Regions from separate parts of the Mus musculus genome. Here all the other regions are linked to region 3. Evidence: chromatin loops called from intact Hi-C (ENCODE). Cell type or tissue: gastrocnemius. All regions are shown on one strand.

Region 1 (5,000 bases), 120 kb after region 3:
ACTTTGTAGACCAGGCTGGCCTTGAACTCAGAAATCCGCCTGCCTCTGCCATCTAGAGAATTAATTATAGTGGGTAAAATACAATTACTTTTGTAAAGATGATGTCATCAGTGTGAAGTTCTCTATCTGACATTTATTTAGTAGCTAACTGGTACTCTGAGAGAAAACAGCAGGTGGTAAAAGTGATCCGCTTGGGGTTGGGGATTTAGCTCAGTGGTAAAGTGCTTGCCTAGCAAGCCCAAGGCCCTGGGTTCGGTCCTCAGCTCCGGAAAAAAGAAAAAAAAGAAAAAAAAAAAAAAAAAAAGTGATCCGCTCTTGACTTGTAGCGTGACAATCTTCTTCCATCCCTTCCTGCTCTCGCAGACGTCAGTGATGAAAGCACTGGAAACTTAAACTGCAGACAGGGGATCTGGATTCAGTGTCAAAGAGAAATGTGATTTAAGAATTGGTGGAGGAGCCGCGCAATGGTGGCGCACACTTTTAATCCCAGCACTTGGGAGGCAGAGGCAGGTGGATTTCTGAGTTCCAGGACAGCCAGGGCTATACAGAGAAACCCTGTCTCGAAAAAACAAAACAAAACAAAACAGAACAAAAAAAAAAAGAAAAAGAAGAATTGGTGGAGGGCTGAAGAGAGATGAGGCTCACCAGTCAAGTGTGCCTGGTGCCTTTCCAGAGTTTGTTTCCCAGTTTCCACAGCAGGAGGCTCACAACCACCTGTAAGCCCAGCTCCAAGTCTGTGCTAGGTTTTTTTTACTTGTTTGTTTTGAGAGGGGAACAACTTGAACAACCCGGAGTCATCTGAGAACCTTAAGAAAATGTTTCCATGAGATTGGCCTATAGGTGTTTTGTTGTTGGTTTGGCTTCGCTTTTCAAGACAGGTTTCACTTTGAAGCTCTGGCAGTCCAGGTACTTGCTCTGTACCTCAAACTCAGAGATCTGCCTGTGTCTGCCTCCTGAGGGCTGAAATTAAAGGTGCACACCACCTCCTAGCAGGAATGATGGTTAATAGCGCTTAATTCCATCAGAGGCAGATGGATCGGATGCTTTGTTGAGGCATGTAGCTGAGTGGTAGAGCACTCCTGGATTTGACACCTTGTATTGAAAAAGACAAAACCAGGAAAGGCCTTTCTTGAGCTGTGCTGATGGACAGCACTTGTAATCCTAATGGTTGGACAGCCAGGGCAGAGAGAGTACAGGTTCCAGGTGAGTCTAATCTACATGGCGAAACACTGCTTTTAAAAAAGATGCCGGGCTGGTGAGATGGCTCAGTGGGTAAGAGCACCCGACTGCTCTTCCGAAGGTCCGGTGTTCAAATCCCAGCAACCACATGGTGGCTCACAACCATCTGTAAGAAGATCTGACTCCCTCTTCTGGAGTGTCTGAAGACAGCTACAATGTACTTACATATAATAAATAAATAAATATTAAAAAAAAAAAGAAACCCTTACTCCATTTAAAAAAAAAAAAAAAAAAAAAAGATGCCGTGCTGGAGAGATGGCTCATCAGCTAAGAGCACTGACTGCCCTTTCTGAGGACTCAGGTTCAATTCCCAGCACCCACATGGCAGCTCCCAGCTGTAAGTCCAAGATCTGATACCCTCACATAGATGGACATGTAGGCAAAACACCAATGAACATAAAGATGAGAAGGTGAGGAGGAGGGGGAATGGTGGTTTGTCCCTCAGTGTGCCTCCCAGGTGCCATGTGTTACAGATGCTCAGCTGTTTGTAGAAGTTTGAGTTTAGTAGATACACTGAGAGGTTTGTGTGTTCATCTTTATGACTGGTTGGGCAACAACTATTTGAAGAGGCCCAGAGGCTCAGTGTTGTGTCTGTGTATGTGTAGACTCATAACTTCATACCTGGTATCATTCTGCATCTTGTAGGTAGAGGCTAAGTAGAACAGGTTCTTCTCAGCATGAGAGGAATGCCGCCTGTTCTACAGAAGAGAGGAATTGCGCGCTTAGTTTCAGGCTTGCCGGCTTTGACAGGACTTAGCTAGCTAGCTCCATGACCAGCCCCCCTTATGGACTTGTAACTCTTCAGAAAGCAACTATTTCAGGCAAGTGGAAAAGTTGTTCTTCAGTAGAAGAGTTTAGTGGATTGGGTATGTCATGTTCACTGGTCAGCATTAGACCATGTAGTAACCCAGGCTTTGTGGATTATGCATCCCAATCCAGCCAGTATAGGACCCATGAAGCTGACCTGCTTTATTGGGGCTATAGATACAGGGTTCACTTTAGTTCTTAAATAAGACGAGGAGCTCTGATTATTTTTATTTAAATCTTTATTCATTATTATATGTTAGTACACTGTAGCTGTCTTCAGACACACCAAAAGAGGGCATCAGATCTCATTACGGGTGGTTGTGAGCCACCATATGGTTGCTGGGATTTGAACTCAGGACTTTCAGAAGAACAGTCAGTGCTCTTAACCACCTAGTCATCTCTCCAGCCCCTGATTTGGTTTTTAATCTGTGTTTATGATAATAGGCAAAATTTATCTTATAGATAGATTTCTTTTTTGTGTTTGTCAATACTGGGTTTTTCTGTGTAGCATTAGCTGTCCTGGAACTCAACCTGTAGACCAGGCTGTCCTTGAATTCACAGTGCTAGGATAAAGGGCCTGTCTAGTGCTGGGATTAAGGGTTTACACCATCACAACCTATGGGTTCTTAGCTTATAATTGCACGTAGTTATCTTTTTTGGGAAGCAGGGGGGGGTCGTGGTAGATTAGAGATAGGGGTTCTCTGTATAGCCATGACTGTCCTGGAACTCACCTTGTAGAATAGACTCGCCTTGAACTCAGAGATCTTCTGCCTCTGCCACCCCCACCCCAGTACTGGGAATAAAGATAACTGGCTCTTTTTTCTTACATTAACACCAACTATTATTGCCTGGTAGTTCAAAGTTCTAATAAAAGCTTTAGTGTAACTATTGTGTATACCACACTGACTGGCTGATTAAAGATTAACTGCCTTCATTTCAGGAAGGTTGGTAACGAATCCTAGCATAAGATAAGCAAGGTTGTGTCAGGTTTGAACTACAATGACCTCTAAAAAACACCCCAATAAGGTGAGAAGTGTTCTGAGGTGATGAGCAGTGTCTTTGAGAGCTGCTCATCTGAGATATACAGAAGTATGCATTGTTTCAGGTCATTTTCAGGTTAAATACATTGGGAAGGGACTACAACTAAGCAGTTAATGGGGATTTTTTTTCCCATTTTTAAAAGATTTGTTTGTTTGTCTTATGAGTGTGCTGTCACTGTCTTTAGACACACCAGAAGAGGGCTTTGGACCCGTTACAGATGGTTGTGAACCACCGTGTGGTATCTGGGATTTGAACTCAGAACCTCTGGAAGAGCAGTCAGCGCTCTTAACCACTGAGCCATCTCTCCAGCCCAGGAAAATAACTTTATATGTGGGTTTAGATGACTTTGTTTTATATGGATGGATGTCTTGCCTACATGTATGTCTTTGCACCACGTTTGACTGGCATCCTCAGAGGGCAGGAGAAGATATCAGATCCTTGGGGAACTAGAGTTACAGACAGTTGTGAGTCATCATGTGAGTGTTTGGAATTGAATCCAGTTCTTTGAGAAGAGCAACCAGTGCTCTTAGTCATTGAGCCATCCCTCTAGCCCTATTTTATTTTATCTTGAGACACAGGCTTACTATGTAGCCTTGGCTGGCCTAGAGTTCACTTCATAGACCAGACTGGACTCAAACTCAAAGACATCTGCCTGCCTCTGCCTTCCAAGTACTAAAACTAAAGGCATATACTACCATTCCCACCTAGAGTGCTTTTAAAATGGTCCATGTACTGGAGATGTTTCTCAGTGGTAAAGCATTTAACCTACCATATGTAAAAGTCCTGGGTTCACGCTCTGATATCACAGTAAGTATGTAAGTAATTAACTTGCACGAAATGTGATACAATGGTTCTTAGGTCAGACTGGTGACCTGGTGGTCTGGCAGTTAGCAGGACTTTAGTGTTCCTCAGGTCTTAGGATACTACAGCCTTACTGTTGTCTTTCCCCTCAAAGAACAAAATTACTTTCTTTAAGCTTAAAATACTGAAAAGCAAAAATACTACCAATAAGTGGAATTCAAGGTCAGTGGTGACTGATCCATTAACCTCCTGGATGTGCCATGTGGGGTCTTTCTTTCTTGATCCAACAGCATTTATTTTAGAGAAAGTTACTTTTAATCTCAAACTTTTTAAAGATGGTCTACCTGTCTGAGGCTATTCCTCATTAGCTTTACTGAAGTGTTATTTCTGAGGATGCCGGCTGCCTGTTATAGCCCCTTATCATGTTTTTCTCGCCCATAACTGGGTAAGTTACTCGCAGTGTAGCCTCTCTGGTTGCTGAGGTACGTAGGTATTGTGGTTGGAGTGTGAAGTGTCTCCGACAGGCTCATGTGTTGGACAGTCGGTCCCCAGTGGGTAGTGCTATTTTGGGAGGTGTAGAAACTTTAGGAGGTGGCTCTAGCTAGAGGAAGTAGGTCACTAGAGGCATGCCTTTAAAGTTACAGCCACTCCCTGGTCTCCTGCTTGCTCTCCACTTCTGGCCAACAAGGAAGGCGCCTCCTCTGCATGCTCTCATTGCCACTGCTCCATCCAACCATGTGCTGAAACCATGGGCCAGTAAGGCTTGCCTTCTTTAGGTTGACATCTGAGTTTTGGACATATTCTTGAATGCCAGGATAGCCAGGTCTACACAGTGGGGGTCCCTGGCTCCCCTACCCCCCCCCAAAAAAAAAGAAAGAAAAAGAAAAAAGGAGTAATGAAGCATTTCATTTGTTTGTAGATTCTCACTGTAGTTTTTCACTGCTCATGTACTGTAAGCAGGAGAAGAAAATGTGTAAACACGTTCCAGATCTTCTGTTGTTCCCCAGGAGCTGGAAAAGGATTTTAAACATCTATTAATTAGTCTGAAATTATAAAAAAGAAAAGAGGAAAGAAAGAGAGAGAGAGAGAGAGAGAGAGAGAAGAAGGAAGGA
Region 2 (5,000 bases), 67 kb after region 3:
AATGTGAGCTATGCAGGCTGCTGCTGGTTATGTCTTTTTTTTTTTTTTTTAAAGATTTATTTATTTTATGTATGTGAGTACACTGTCACTATCTTCAGACACACCAGAAGAGGGCATCAGATCCTATCAGACAGTTGTGAGCCACCATGTGATTGCTGGGAATTGAACTCAGGACCTCTGGAAGAGCAGACGGTGCTCTTACCCACTGAGCCATCTCTCCAGCCCAGTTATGTCTATTCTTCCTCTTGTCATTTTGGGGTAGTATTTCACCTTAGCCCAGACTGACCTGGAACTTGCTCTGTATGCTGGCTGACCTTGACTTTATAGCCATTCTCTCTCTGGCCTTTCAAAGTACTAGAATTTACAGGTTCAAGTTCAACTGTATTGTTATTCCTTAGAGGGTTTATTTTTGTAGTTTGATTGATGTATTTGAGATTCAGAAACTGAAAACCTGTTTCTTCTTCATGTTGAGGTCTCTAATGTGCCAGGCGGAGCAGGGCTGAGAGTGATTTAGTGATAGAATACTTGCCTGGCGTCCTTAGGATCCTCAGTTTGAATCTTAGCACTGTAGACAGAAACGGGTATCTACTTATTTATTCTCCTTATTTCCTTATTCCCTGTGCTGGGGATTGAACCCAGGCCTTGGTGGTAAGCAAGTGTTCCTCCACAAGCGGTACCTGGTTCTTCCTCCGTGGTTTTAGAGGCCTGGTGGGATATGCTGACTTTTTTGAACCAGTTTATATTAATTTAAAGGCATGAGTGCTGTTCTGTTCTTCTTAATGGGAAGTAGAATTACAAATTCTCCTTTTTTGAAAGGGAAACTAGTGTGTGACTTATATGGTTTGAATAGGGGACTATTTCATGCCTGATGGAATTGGACAAAATGCAGTCAGTGTTTTTACTCTGCCAGTTTGGCGATTTATTTTTTCAGTGTTTAAGTGTTTGTCAGCGCTGATGGCGTCTGATTATAGTTAGTGTCAGTTAATTATGCTCATGTGCTTAAGCATGTTTGTATACTTGGACTATAAGAGCACTATAAAGCACACTGATCCTTCTACAAGGAAGAGTTTTTGAGTGGGAATTAATAATTACATCCTCAAGGTGATGCTGTTTGGGCCTCGGAACAGGCTAAGGCAGTGCCAGTGCTTGGGTACATGGCTTCCGATTAGTGACGTCAGCTCTGGTTGTTTGTTGTTGCTGTTATTTTTCCTCCTTTTTTGAAACGGAATATTTTATGTGAGTATATACTGTCACTCTCTTGAGGCACACCAGATAAAGGCATCGGATCCCATTACAGATGGTTGTGAGCCACCATGTGGTTGCTGGAAATCTAACTTGGGACCTCTGGAAGAGCAGTCAGTGCTCTTAACTGCTGAGCCATGTCTCCTGCCCCTCAAGGAATTTTGTTTTTGTTTTTTTTTTTTGTTTGTGTGTGTGTGCACGCGTGCGTGCGTGCATGCTTAGTATTTTTCACAGTATAATTTTTCTTAAAGATTTGTTTATGTATTTGAGCACACTGTAGCTGCCTTCAGACACACCAGAAGAGGGCATCAGATCCCATTACAGATGGTTGCGAGCCACCACGTGGTTGCTGGGAATTGAACTCGGGACCATTGAACAGAGGAGCCGGTGCTTTTAACTCCTGAGCCATCTCTCTAGCCCCAAGAGGTTTTTAATCAGAGTTTTAAACCAGGAACAGAATATAAGTATATTCTGTATACTTTTTTTTTTTTTACTTATTGATTTGTGTGTATGTGTGTGTAAATTTTCCATCATGTACTCCAATCTCATTCATTCCCATCCCTCCACAGCTGCCCTATAACCTTGCAACTTCCCTTCCCTAAATAAATAAATAAACAAATAAATAAATAAATAAATGGAAAACCATCTCACTATGGAAGGAAGCTGCTGTGTGTCCCACAGTACACCGTTCTGTCCAGACAGCTTTACTTGCAGATGTTAACTGCAGTGAGTCAAGGCCTCTGGCTTCTGCTGCACCATCAATTTTGCATCCTCACTGGGATTCTTCTCAGATATCCTCTTACCCTGTCATGGACACCCTGCAACTTTGGTTTTATAGGACCTGCCCCTTCATGTACTCCTGTAGTTGATAAATGAACTAGATGTTGGGGTGGGCGAACTCAGCGCTGGATCTGGGCCTGGGTAGTAACTGAGTCGGGTCAGTCCCCCAGCTCTCCTGTGCCATTGCCACCAAGGCCAGCTCACAGCCCACAACGGGAGGGACTGGCTCTCCTGTACCAGCACCCCTCCCCATGAGAAGTGAGGCCAATTCACAGGCACCCATTCCCCCGGCCAGCTCCTCAGCACTGCCCTGCCAACTCACCCAAGTGTCACAGCTGCCAGGAGACAGGCATCGTGCACTTCCTGCCTGGGTGAAGGGTGGGACCAGCTCTCCCTTGCCCACACTACCAGGGTCATTCTGGAGATATTTTTTGTTAACTAGTTTTAATTCACTTGCTAATTTTAGTGGTGCTTCATCTTCATAGAAAATCTTAAAGTGATTTTGTTTTTTATTTCGATTCTTTTTTTTCCCCCCTTAAACGATTACACTTGTAGTTTTAGTCAAAATTCTGATTTAAAATGTAGCTGGGAGTTTTAGTCAGAAATTATTATGAAATAGCTAGGTAGACCCTCACCTTTTTTGTTGTTCAGATGGGGTTTCATTGTTTTACCCAGGCTGGCCTTGCACAGCTCATTGCCGTTAATTTTCCTCAGCCTAATGAGAATCTAAGCCTTGATTTGTATGTACCATAGCATCTAGATCTCTTTTTCTTTTTTTTTTTTTTTGTTTGTTTGTTTGTTTCTTGGTTTTTTTTTTTCTCTGTAAAGCCCTGGCTGTCCTGGAACTCACTTTGTAGACCAGGCTGGCCTCGAACTCAGAAATCCTCCTGCCTCTGCCTCCCGAGTGCTGGGATTAAAGGCGTGCGCCACCACGCCCGGCTTTAGATCTCTTTTTCTTGATTTCAGATTTTTTAATTGGAATTATTCCTTTGAGAAAACTTATTTAATAACTTTGGGCATCTTCCTATCTATCTATCTATCTATCTATCTATCTATCTATCTATCTATCTATCTATGACAGTGTCTCCCTATGTAGTTTTTCCAGCTATCTTGGAACTCGTTATGTAGACCACACTGGCCTTAGACTTGGAGATGTCTACCTGCCTGTGCCTCTTGTGCACCAGCATCAAAGGCGCGCCACTATGCCCAATGCTTGACAATGTTTTTTGCTATTTTGGGAATGTTTTGTTGTTGTTGTTTTCCTTCCTAGGAAGCAAGTGGTTTTATTGCATGATTGAATTCTTCATATATGCATTATTGAGCAGATTATTTATTATTGAATACATGAAACTGTTGGAATAGTAGCAGGACATTAAAGTGTGCTCAGCTCTGTTTGTTTTTTTCCTAAAAAGTTGTATTCAGCATCTTGCAGAGTAGAAAAGGAACATTGTAGCAACACCTTACTAGTTATGAACAGCATGTCAGATTCTCTAATTTGAGACTAAAAACAGCTTAGAACTCACTCTTAAGGACACCTGTGTTTTTGTGCCTTCTGTGGGTCAGAAGTGTAACCAGTGGCTTATTGGCTCAGTAACTCTGCTGGTGTATTTTTAGACCTTTGTATTTAAAAATACAAGCACCTGGCTGTCACATAGGTGCCTAGTGTCAACTGTGTGACATTTAGGCTCTCTTGCTGGCTTTTTGACCCTGTGCTTCAGTTTGCTGTTGTGTGCTGTGAGCTGTGGGCCACCTTTGATGAACAGACATGGCATTTTTCTTTTTTTTTCTTTTTTTTTCTTTCCTTTCTGTAGCCTAGGATGTCTTGGGAAGTTTACTGTGTGGACACCTGTCTTTGTTTAGAGTAGACTGACTTCAAGCTATCTGTCTGCAGTAACCTCCTGAGTGCTGGAATATAGGCACCACCGTGCCTGGCAAAGTACTAACTTCTAAAAGAAAAGCATAAAACGTGAAAGCACGATTGATTGGTTGGTTTTTCAAGACGGGCTCCCTCTGTAACCCTGTCCATCCTGGAACACCCTCTCTAAACCACAGCCTTGAAATCAGAGAGACCCACTTGCCTCTGCCTCTAGAGTGCTGGGATTAGCAATATATGCCCCTACTCCTAGTTTGAAAGTACGATTTCTTAAAACATTTTTTACATGTTGTTTTAAGTTTTGAAATTCTCCTTTGTTGCTGTTATTTTGAGACTGGGTCTCTTGTAGCCTAGGCTGGCCTGGAATTCCTTATTGTTACAGTTAGCTTTGAATATTAGATTTTCTTGCTTCTGTCTCCCAAGCACTGAGATAACTATGGCTGCCAAGCCTGCCCTAGAATTCAAATTTCTACTGCCTGAGTGCTAGGATTATAGGTGTGTACCAGCATACCGGGTATAAACTACAGCTTTTCCAGATCTGTTTTTGTACTTCAAAGAATTCTTAGTAAAACAAGTAACTAAATTCTATACTGTTGACTCATTCTGTCTTCTTTTTTTCTTCTCCTTCTTTTTAAAAGATTTTTCCAGAGACACTCTGTGTAGCTCTAGCTGTCCTGAAACTCCCATCTGTAGACCAGGGTGACCTGGAATTCAGAGATCTACCTCCAGAGTGTTGTGATTAAAGGTGTGCACCATTGTCACCTGGCTGCCCTTTCTCTCATTTTGGCCTTTATATAATAATATCTCTCTCTGTTTTGTTTTATCCTCAGTTTTAAAGGTGTATGGGTGTTTTCCCAGCGTGTGTGTCTGTGCACGCAGTGCCTACAGAGTCGAGAAGAGTGTGTTGGAGCTTCTGGAACTGTTGATAACAAGTAGTTGTGAGCTAGCTACCATTGGGTGGCTGGAAGTTGGACCCCTGGTCCATGTCTCTGCCCCACCCAGTATTCCTGCAGCAGCATTGTTTTCAGATGTTATACTTTTTGTACACCAAAAACTGGACCACTTGGGTTTAAGAGCTAATATCATCCCTGTTATTGCCAGATTT
Region 3 (5,000 bases):
CCTTTCAAACAACCACGGACCCACCGCCACCAATCACTGGGGGACAGGCCCTGGGCGACAACTCTCCTTTCCAAATGGTTCACCCTCATTTCTGCATCATTTTTCGGGTGTTTTGATTTGTTTTGTTTTGTTTTGTCTTAGAAAATGTCTCACTTTGTAGCCTTGTCTGGTCTGGAAATTTTGTCAGTGGTTCTTAACCTTCTTAATGCTGTGGCCCTTTTAATACAGTTTCTCGTGATTTTTTTTTTCTTTTTACATGACTAATTAATTTTGCTACACTTAGGAATGGTAATGTAAATACCAGTTTTCCGGTGGCCTTATGTGACCCCTGTGAAAGGGTCACTTGACAACCCCTCCCACGTTGGGTTGCAACCCACAAGTTGAGAACCTCTGCTCTATTTAGACTAGATTGGCCTCAGACACAGAGACCCACCTCCATGTGCCTCCCTAGCGCTCTTATGGAAGGCAGACACCACCTCGCCAGCCTCGCCACAGCATCTGGCTTTGTCTTGTCTAAGTCAGTGTAGACTGGAAGTTGGGGCTGCCTGCTTTGTAGCACAGACCAGTCCAGTGATAGGAAAATGGACAGCATGGAGGTGGGTGCCCAGAGAAGAGGAAAGAGAATGTATTTAGTGAAGATCCAGAGAAGTGGAGGATGCTCTCCTTTTTTTTTTTTTTTTTTTTTTTTTTTTTTTTTTTGAGACAGGGTTTCTCTGTATAGCCCTGGCTGTCCTGGAACTCACTCTGTAGATCAGGCTGGCCTCAAACTCAGAAATCCTCCTGCCTCTGCCTCTCGAGTGCTGGGATTAAAGGCACTCCTGAGGATGCTCTCCTTAAAGTTCAGGGCTAATCCCTTGTATCCAGCATTAGAGACATTGTATCCACCATTAGAGGCGTGCAGAAATGCCTAAAGACCAGACTGACTGGGAAGCCAGAAGAGAAAGCCACAAGAGGAGACGAGCCACTGGCAGCCACCTTGCTCCACATGGCTGCACTGACGCCAGTCCTCCCAAGGTGTCACCAACACTCAGGCTGAGTCACTCCAAACCCAGCCCACAGAGTTAAGCCAGTAACAAAACCTGGAGGACGTGGCCACAGGGCCAAGGGCCAGAGCAATGTCATCACGGGCAACCGTGCAGCTCGGGCCCGGCAGATGACCCTTTCCTTGTGAGCATTCCAGGGTGTGTGACTGATGCTCACTGACCCCGATTCATGGCGGCACGGAACACAAAGAGGTCATTACTGCCCCTTGATCCACCGGGGAAACTGAGGAATGGAGTGGGGAAGCAGCTTTGGCCCGTGAGTCAGTGGTACAGGTCATGAGTTCATTACCACCCCGTCAGGTCAGTCAGGTGCCTATGAAGCCACACTTCCCAACCAGAAGTAAACATGGCTGTCCAGGGCCAGGGAAGGGAGGGCCTTCCACCCAGTGCCCTTTCCATACCTGTCCAGCGGTAGAACCAGACACAAAGTTGCAAAGACTATGGCCTGACTCCCTGCATTCAGCCAAGGTCAGAGTGGGGAGTGACAGCCAAGACGGCACACAGGTTGTGGCCAAGCCAGCTCAGAGTCAGTCGGGATCTGGCCATCTGGACTCAAATACTGGATGCCCTTGTTATCAGTCTGTCTTCTGAGCCAGCTCCTGGGGCCTCTGCTTCTTGATATGTAAAAGGGGCAGGAGTAGTCAGTGTCTATGTCAAAGGGCTGCTTAAGAGCTAAGGGACCTGATGTTTGTTACGTGGTTGCTAAGCAATCCTTAGCTGCACACCTGGCCACCCGTGTCTCCAGGCTGTAGGGACTTTTGGGTCTGAGGAAAAGAAATGGGCACTGGGCTCAGGCAAAAACATCCCAGAATGTCTCGCTAGCTCATCCTTGCTATGGGAAGGATTCTTCTCGCCCAGTGGCTCTCCCCCATCAGCAGAGGTGCTGGTACTTCAGCTCGATGCCCAGTTTTAGAAGCATCGGGAAGCAGCATCTTGGGCAACCAAACACCAAGTGAGATAACCACATTCTTGCCAGCCTCCTCCAGCCTTGGCTCAGGGCCCAGCAGGGCCACCCTTAGGAGATGGTGCTAAGAAGACAACAGGCAAGCTAATTATAGGCCCGGCCTGCTGGGCTGTGGACACTGCCTGTTTGGCCTGCACGGCTTACCTGAGTCATCTATCCTGCGGCCACTTGAGCCTGGATCTGGACTAGCAGGCCACAGGGAGTCAGGAGCGCCTTCCCTGTGCTCAGTCTGGTCAGCTGCACCACTTCCTGCCTCTTTTCCCCTCAGAAAGCCAGTTGAGGCAGGTGAGCACCCCAGATCAGAGGCCAGAAGGCCTAATGCCTACTGCGAGGTGAGCACAATGCTGGGATCCCAGAGTCTCTGGAAAAATCACTTCACAGGTCAAAGTAAAAGGCATAGAATGAACAGGGCAGTGGCCTCCTCCTTCCACCACACGGTCCACACCTCCATCCTCTCCCTGAACCTTACTGGTCTGCAGGGGCCCCAGCTCTCTTGCTCCTCAGTGGTCAGCTGTGATCTGGGCTCAGTTCCCATAAACTTAGCCCAGGAATTTTTCAAAGTAAAAGGAGGGCAAATATGGGTGCCGTGGTTCAAAAAATCAGTCTTAAAATCACAACAGAGTTAGAAAACATTCTTTGAGGCGTTAAAAATGAGGATAAATGACAAGAAAGTCCCCAGCTCTTTGGATTTAGTGCATTAGGGAGGCAAGGGTGTGGCAGGAGAAAAACTGGGGGTACCCTCTGTGAGGGGAATGTTTGCACCCATAGCAGGGCTCATCTGTGCACTAGAAGGCCAACATGGAAAGCTGTGAACCCAGACTCGGGAGGCAGAGGCAGAGGGGTCAGGAGTTCAAGGTCAGCTTTGGATAAGTGGTGAGTTCAAGGCCAGCATGGGCTACATGAGGTCCTATTAAAAAAAAAAAAAAAAAGCCAAAGGGGCCGTGAGTGAGGTCGGGCAAGAAACAGGAAGTGATGTGGGTGGGTGCTGTTTTGTTTTGCTTCTGTTTTTGAGAGGGAGAAGGAGAGGGAGAGTGTGTGTGTGTGCCAAAAGCCATAGGTCTCCTAGAGCAGGAGTCACAGGAAGTGAGTTGTCTGACATAGACGTATGGGATTGAACTCACGTCCTTTGGAAGAGCAACACTTGTTCTTAACTCTTAAGTCACCTTTTCAGCCCCTAATTTTTTTTTTTAATTTAAAAAAAAAAGATGTGTGTGTGATTGGAGGGGTCTATCATGGCACAAGAGTGGAGGTCAGAGGACAACTTTGGAGTTGATTCTGTCTGTCTACCTTTAGGTGGGTCCTTGTCATAACAGCAGCCATCTCACCAACCTGTTCTCTTGGTTGTTTTTGTTTTTGTTTTTGTTTTTTCCCCTCCCTGTTTTATTTTAGTTATCTATCTATTTATTTTGAGACAGGGTTTTTCTGTGTAGCCCTGGTTGTCCTGGAACTCACTCCATAGACCAGGCTGGCCTCGAACTCAGAGTGCTGGGACTTAAGGCATACAACCCGGCCTTCCTTCCTTTTTTTTTTTTTTTTCCTGACAGGGTCTGTATCTCCCTCTGTAAGCCTGGCTGACATGCCTCTTGCTATGTAGTGACTGTAAGGCTGGACTCAAACTCAGAGATTCTGCCTGCCAAGCCGCCCACGAGCTGGGGTTCAAGGCTTGTGCCCCTTCACCCTGCCTTGTGTTTTGATATTTGAGACAGGTTCTCTTGTAGTCAGCTTTAAACTCTCCATCCTCCTGCCTCTACCTTGCAGGTGCTGGGATCACAGGTATGTACCATGATGCTTGTCTGTTTTAAGGGAGCCATCCTTTTGGGGTAGGAATGAAGTTCTCTGCTCCCCAGGAGAGTAGACCACCAAGCGCCTGCCCGAGAGCTTTGCCTGGCCTCTCTCCGCAACTCCCACAGCACTAGAGGGTTGGTGACACCCTCTGCCATCTGAGCCTCAGCGCTCCTGTTGCCGCCCACAGCCCCTCATGCTTTCTACCCTTCTTGAAGTGAGCCTGATTACAGACTGCCCCCCTGGGGGAGGGAGCGGAGGGAGGGTGGAGGGAGACCTAGTTCTGGCCTTGCTGACTAAAAGAATGACCTCAGTGTCATAATGACTGGCTTTCTGGTTAAGCTGCCAACCTGGGTGCCTCCCCACTCTGGCCTTTAAGATAGCTCCACACAGGATGATTGTGTCTGTCGGCAGAGAGCAGTTGGGCTCCTGTAGCAGGAGTCCGTCAGGAGATGGTCCGGCCTCACCCTCAGTACCACCCCATTAGACGGGGCTCATAATGGAACTCCCCAGGACAGAACCCTTCATTTTTTTGTTCTTATTTTTTGGTTTGATTTGTCTAGACAGGGTTTCTCTGTGTAGCCCTGGCTGTCCTGGGTCTCTTCTCTGTAGACCAGGCTGGCCTCAAACTCCGAGATCTGCCTGTCTCTCTTGAGTGCTGGGATTGATTAAAGGTATGCTGGCCTGGCTCCAGGACAGAACCTGGGAACCAAGAAGTCTCTTACCACTCTATAATCTGAGGGGAAAATCAGGGCACCGAGTCTACGTATGACTTTGTACATGAAAACACTCTGCCAGTTTAAAAGTGAGATTGGCAGTAGATGCCGTCCATACCTGTAATCTCCATGTCAGGGCCAGCATGATGCTCCACGCAAGCCTGGAGACCTGAGGTCAGCATTCAGACCCCAGTATGGGTTGCAGGGCACCCTGCTCAGTCTTTGGTTTTGGGGTTTTTTTGTTTTGTTTTGTTTTGTTTTTTCTGTGATAAGCCATTCTGACTGGAAGCCTCCTGGGGAGGAAAGGGTTTATTCATCTTACATCTCCATCTCTGAGGGAGGTCAGGCAGGAAAATGAGACAGAAACGAAGCAGAGGTGAAGCAGAGGTCGGAAGGAGCCCTGGTAACTGACTTGCTCTCCCTGGCTTGCTCAGCTGTTTTTATAATACAACCCGGGCCTATCCGCCCCCGGATGGCACCATCCTCCGAGGGCTG

The links. A loop is a pair of places that touch in the nucleus more often than their neighbours do. Peaks named below come from ENCODE experiments on the same cell type or tissue, not always from the same donor. Only the 100,000 strongest peaks of a DNase experiment are listed, where the experiment ranks them.
Region 1: a loop joins it to region 3, with 4 times the contacts of the local background. A loop is called at or near these places in 10 of 42 quality-filtered maps.
Region 2: a loop joins it to region 3, with 3.0 times the contacts of the local background. A loop is called at or near these places in 5 of 42 quality-filtered maps.

The regions. Positions count from the first base shown.
Region 1 is chr6:30,229,916-30,234,915 of GRCm38, reverse strand. The region is part of intron 5 of Ube2h (ubiquitin-conjugating enzyme E2H); the gene reads left to right. Among named protein-coding and RNA genes, the nearest start is that of Gm31221, 54 kb to the right of the region's middle. In gastrocnemius, no CTCF peak of the experiment used is centred here; no DNase peak of the experiment used is centred here; H3K4me3 peaks cover 305 bases; H3K27ac peaks cover 3,133 bases.
Region 2 is chr6:30,285,454-30,290,453 of GRCm38, reverse strand. The region is part of intron 1 of Ube2h (ubiquitin-conjugating enzyme E2H); the gene reads left to right. Among named protein-coding and RNA genes, the nearest start is that of Ube2h, 17 kb to the left of the region's middle. In gastrocnemius, no CTCF peak of the experiment used is centred here; a DNase peak (open chromatin) is centred at 2,273; H3K4me3 peaks cover 739 bases; H3K27ac peaks cover 4,889 bases.
Region 3 is chr6:30,352,945-30,357,944 of GRCm38, reverse strand. No RefSeq gene overlaps it. Among named protein-coding and RNA genes, the nearest start is that of Zc3hc1, 36 kb to the left of the region's middle. In gastrocnemius, a CTCF peak has its summit at 2,155; DNase peaks (open chromatin) are centred at 427, 1,118, 1,540 and 2,045; H3K4me3 peaks cover 201 bases; H3K27ac peaks cover 3,295 bases.